Linked DNA regions of Homo sapiens: region 2 is linked to region 1. Evidence: chromatin loops called from intact Hi-C (ENCODE). Cell type or tissue: heart left ventricle. All regions are shown on one strand. Links, peaks and the distances in the headings refer to the core of each region. The heading gives the core; the rest is flanking DNA. Region 1 overlaps FOXP1 (forkhead box P1). Region 2 overlaps FOXP1 (forkhead box P1).

Region 1 (2,812 bases), core at 50-2,549:
CATAAACACGAACTTCTCAACCAACAACCCTCCCCCTTTTCACTCCTATTAGAAAAACTACATACAATCCAAAATGTTCTAGTGCTCCTTAAACCTAAATGCACGTGAATCACCTGGCCATCTTGGCAAAAGACTGATTCAGTCGGTCTGGGGTGGGGCCTGAGACCCTGCATTTCTAATAAGAACTCAGGTGATGCCGCGGCTGCTCGTTTGAGGACCACACTTTGAGCAGTGAGGGCATGGGGTCCCTCCCCCACGTCCTCACCTCTCTTCTCACCCTTCCAGTGAGGTCAGGAGAGCCCACAACTGAAAACAGGTTTCCACCTGAACAAGGCTGAAAACTTGTTTCAAATGAATCTGAAGTGTGGGGAAATAATCGAAAAGAAAGCCAAAAAGAATAATCGCCCAAGCTGCAACAAGTCCTTCCAATTAAACAGAGAAGGAACTCACTGGTAGTGCTGTACAGCTCCCACACTTCAGAGAAGGATCTAGGGGACAAACTTAACCAATGGAAGAAAAAAAGGGGTGAATGCCCTCTCTCTTGGCTGTGTAAGCCTTGAAATTCTTTCATCTCAGTAAGAGTTACCTACCATTTCTGGGTACACACACACACAAGCGCGCACACACACACACACTCACACACCCCTTCTTTCATATGGAGAAAACACAAACCAAAACTCCAATACAAACCCCCATGTGTAAGCTAAGACAAGTCAAGATTTCCTTGGAGAAAACTAAAACTCATTCAGGAGCCAGGAAAGAGCTGCCTGAAGCCCAACACCCAGCCCAATATCTGAGGCCTCCAACTCTCCAGCTGCTACAGGCAACCCAGTAAGATGCCAATGTCTCTGGTTCAACAGGTTTAGAACACCTCCAAGTCCCCAGAGACAATTTCACATCTTCAAAGCTCTCACTGAGGGTGAATTTATGAATCCACACAGCACCTACAAGTTCTTCCTTCCCTAGGTGCTATTAAGCCCATTTCACAGATGAGGAAGCAGAGAGAGACATAAGAATTGTGGCAACTTGCCAAGCGCATCGCAGAGCAAGACCAAGCGTGCATCCAAAGTGAGAAGGCTCCAGGCTCCCACTCCCAAGACCAACCCAGCCACTCAGAACATCCTAGTCACAGGCCCTGAAGCGGTGTTCCTTTGGCAAAGACAGAGGTTCACCTTGGACTTCTGCCAAGGAAAAACACATTAGTCCTAAAGGCGTGTCCTCTGTCTCCCCTCGCAAACTGCTCAACTTTATAGGATATCCGGGATTAGACCAGCTTCTCCTCACACAAAGAGCATCCCCCTGCTGGCTGGCATGCTCAGACATGGTTCTACCAGGGGTACAAAGCAGACCTGACAAAGAATCATAGGCCATAGAACCAGAATTAGAGAGGTAGCTGGCCATGGGGCCAACACAGGGGCCTCCCAGGCTGGCCTGTGTGGATTTCTCAGTCACGTTATCTGCATCCCAGGCACACTGTATCTCCCACCTCACTGAGCCCTTCAGCAACCCTGGCAGGGAAGTGCTATTATGCTCCCCCGCCGCCCCGCCCATTCTATGTGTGATCTAGCTGAGCCTGAGACATCTTCAGTTGTATTTAATCAGCTTGTCTTAGGTCACATGATTTCATGAATGGCCCTAAATATACCCGCAAGTCCATAAAGATGCACCAGCAGAAATATATTTCTATTTTTATTTCTTACTTATTTTATGTACATATTTATTTTTTAGAGACAAGGTCTCCTTATGCTGCCCAGGTTTATCTGGAATTCTTGGCTTCAAGTGGTCTTCCCGCCTCAGCCTCCCAAGTCGCTGGATTATAGGCCCAAGCTGTCAGGCCTGGCTTAGAAACATTTCTAATGCTAACATTTCTGCCAGAATGCCAACCTTTTTCAATAAGTAACAAAGAACTGCGCTGAAGGATGGTCCTTTAACCATAGTCTCACCAGCAGCAAGAAGGAAGGGACAATGATTTTGGCGACCAGGCAAACAGAGGCATCACCTCCTCTGCAGTCAAACAGGGAAGATCATAAATCCCAATTTGGGCTTTCAAGTCATAATTAGGATAATGTCCATCTTTTGCAAGCTCTGGCGATGTTGCAAGCACTGGGTAGGGCGCCTTCCCTATCTCATTTGTAATCCCCACCATAACCTTGCAATGTTACCAATGAGGAAACAAGTGCTTTGCCCAGTGCCCACAGCCAGGTAAAGAGGATTCCATGTCTGGTTCTCCTGACTCTAAATTTGTGATATTTCCACCACACCACACCATGGAAATTAGGTGGTTCTGTAAGAACACTGGGGACCACCATGCCTAAGAATCATAAAATGCAGCTAACTTCCAGAGGTGTATTAATCAAACCCAAAACTGTCAGAAGGTTTTTAAAAACCCACAAAAATCCGCACTCCAATTTTGCCACTAATTTCCAAGCCATCATAGGAAAACCACCAAAACAAGGTTGGTGTCACTGCCGAGCTGAAGAAGTGGTCCTCAGAATTCATCCAGCAACTGCTGCCTATGCTGGGCTGGCTTCTGTCAGCAAAAGTGGAGGACACAGCCCTGGCCTTCAAGAATCCAATGTTCCCATTGGAGAAGCCAAACACTTTCATGAAACAACGTCCAGCCTGGGGTGGGAGGAAGTCACAAGCCAACTGTAAGAGGTAAGGAGTGATCAAGAACAGGGAAAGCTTTTTCTAGGAAGAGGGAAATGTGTATGGCAGTTGCCATACTCTCAGTGTTTACTCAGAAAAAGAAAAAAAGCACTATCTTGAATTTGTATTCATATACTGGAAATCTACTAACTTGCAAGTGTCA
Region 2 (2,812 bases), core at 132-2,631, 140 kb after region 1:
GTGAATTCACTTATTAAAGATATTTTCCTTGCACCCAAGGTGGAACGTCAAAGACAATGTGACCAAATGACAACTGCAATCCTGTGCCACTCGACAAGTAAAACCGTGTTTTCAACACTGTCTCAAAAAATGAGGGCTTTCCTCTCTCTCACCTTTCCTAAGGAGCTGGGCAAGCTGGTGCCAAACTGCCGTATGACTTCATCTCTGAAATCTGAATGGCACGTGTGAATACCCACAGTATGCCAGATTATCAGTAAGGTGATAATGCTTGTATATTATACCTGCTTGGCACCATTTGAATGAGGTTCCCTCAGGCCACTTAAGGTTTCACTTCCTGTTACTTGCACCTGCACTAATTTCAGAAGCAAATAAAAAACCCAGCAAAACCGTATTTTAGGACCTTATTCAAAAGCAAACAGACAAAAACCAAAGCAAGTCAACACAAACCCCAAAACACAGCAATAAGGTAATTAACCTGATGTTCCAAAGCTCATGCCACATATACAAGGTAGGCTTCCTTCAGTTTTTTCGTAATCTTTGCAAAGTTCTCATCCGTTATCTGCCTTGGCTATTTAATGTGACTTTTAACCAATAACGATACAATAGTAATAATCAGAAAAGCTAACATATATAAAGCTCCTGTATTTGCCAGGCACCCTGTGTCACATTCCACATGGATTATCTCATTTAATCCACCGAACAAATTGATGAGGTAAGTTCTTTATTCTGTCCTTTTAAACCCACACAAACATACACACACATTTATGGAAGATCAAGGTAAATCAGAAAGGTTAATAAGCTTTGAGTCACCCAACAAGTGTTAAAAGTCTCTGGTTGGCCGACCTTGAGTCGCTGCCCGTAACTACCACGTTGCAGTGTGACTGACACACATGACCACATTGGATGAGGATTTGGTTACACCCTTGGCCAGTGATGCAGGCTGAGATTAGCAACACTCTTTATCCCTGGAGTTAAATGTCAATTACAGAGTTTTCTTAAAAATTATTTGTAAGTGGGAATTTATATTTCAGTGGACGGGCAGACAATCATTTTGGGGAAGTTATTTCCATAACATTTTTGGAGGATGGAAATTGAAAAGAGAAAGAAAATAAATCAAATCATTACAGGCAGTGGCTCAGGCCTGTAATCTCAGCACTTTGGGAGGCTGAGGTGGGTGGATCACCTGAGGTCAGGAGTTCAAGACCAGCCAGGCCAACATGCTGAAATTCCGTCTCTATTAAAAATACAAAAATTAGCAGGGCGTGGTGGTACACGCCTGTAGTCTCAGAGGCAGGAGAATCTCTTGAACCCGGGAGGCGAGGTTGCAGGGAGCCGAGATCGCACCACTGCACTCCAGCCTGGGCGACAGAGCAAGACTTTGTCTCAAAGAAAAAAGAAAAATGAAAGAAGTCAAATCATCCACTGAGGAGTTAGGGGCTATACAGATACCAATGTCTTCTGTCAATTTGTCCATAGTGGAGTGTTAGGGGTTAAAAAAAGGATGAGAAATGATGGCTTCACGGGCTTCAGACTACCAGACCACATTAACCCACGGGCAGGCCTTCTATAGGGATACCAGGCACACTGCAGCAGGAAGGCAACATTCCTTATTGGTACCTTTGAAACAGTACTTTATTGTTAGGATATTTTATTTTGGTTGTTACCAATTCGTTGTGTAAAACTCGTTGGGTAAGAGAGAGTCTCTGCTAAATACACATATTTGGTGGCAGTGATGGGGGGGGAGCTAAACAGACTCTTAATAAGAAATTCAAATCAAGAATTACTCAAGACGACACCTGCCTTCTGGCCTAATGGAAAAATCAATCTGTCAGGTCTTAATTAAGTGCTCAGGCTAGAAAGAAAAAGCGGCAGCTTATACTTGGTATAGTACCTAGTATATTTTCGGTAGTCAAAATGTAACTAAAAGCCGTATTTGTTGCAGAAATGGTAACTATGCATAAAGATGGCCCATTTGATCCTGGGCGGCCATCTATTTAGTAAATAAAAGGTTGAAGCAGATGAATCTCATAAGCTTGTTGACAAAGATCTCTACGCATAATGATGTTGGGTTTGGATGTTTAAATGATGTTTGTATTAGAATGCCCAACTGAGGATGTCCAAAAATAAGGTAGGGGGTAACGCTGGGTGATCACAGAGCAATACTTTCTGCCCCAGAAGTCATTTGGGGTCGATAAAGGAGTACATGAGAGAAGAGGTGAACAAATGAGATATAAATAAATCAACGAGTGAATCAGTCAATAAATGAACACAGATCCATGTGTTACTTCCACAATGGCCAAGGAAACAACCAATTCTCCACTCTATTGTGTATAATCTCCCAAAAGCGCACAGGTATATGAACATCCACATCTCTCACTGACCACCATGACAGCAGTTAAAGATTCTGCCCGAGCCGCTCCTCATGCACTCAGCACAGATGTGGCTGAATGTGCGTCTCACGGGGGTTATGATCACGGTAGGGAGTGACAGTTGGCAAATGTGAGGTCCCTCTTCCCAACCTGCAAAGCAGCACAGCCAGTTTATTCTCCAACTGCCCTGACAGAGGTGGGGAAATAGAGACATTGAAAACGGTGAGTGGATTACAAGTTAATAACTGGTTTGCAAATGGTGAGCTGTCCTGAGCCACATTCTCGTTCCCCAAGGAACTCAACACCAGACACCTTGCCAGGGAAAAATAATACAGACAGACTACGTAAACACATTCAAATCCCAAACCTGACTATAAAACCCTTGTGTAGTCTAATGTTTGACCCAACTAAAGTATCATTTCCAGTCCCTGTAGTGTGAAAAT

Evidence for each region. Hi-C counts contacts between places; a loop is a spot of excess contacts. Peaks named below come from ENCODE experiments on the same cell type or tissue, not always from the same donor. Only the 100,000 strongest peaks of a DNase experiment are listed, where the experiment ranks them.
Region 2: a loop joins it to region 1, with 2.2 times the contacts of the local background. A loop is called at or near these places in 2 of 110 quality-filtered maps.

Annotation. Positions count from the first base shown.
Region 1 is chr3:71,422,251-71,425,062 of GRCh38, forward strand. The region is part of intron 3 of FOXP1 (forkhead box P1); the gene reads right to left. Among named protein-coding and RNA genes, the nearest start is that of MIR1284, 120 kb to the right of the region's middle. In heart left ventricle, for the core only: a CTCF peak has its summit at 1,304 (motif pointing left); a DNase peak (open chromatin) is centred at 1,451; H3K27ac peaks cover 673 bases.
Region 2 is chr3:71,563,714-71,566,525 of GRCh38, forward strand. All of the region lies in intron 2 of FOXP1 (forkhead box P1), which reads right to left. Among named protein-coding and RNA genes, the nearest start is that of FOXP1, 19 kb to the right of the region's middle. In heart left ventricle, for the core only: no CTCF peak of the experiment used is centred there; no DNase peak of the experiment used is centred there.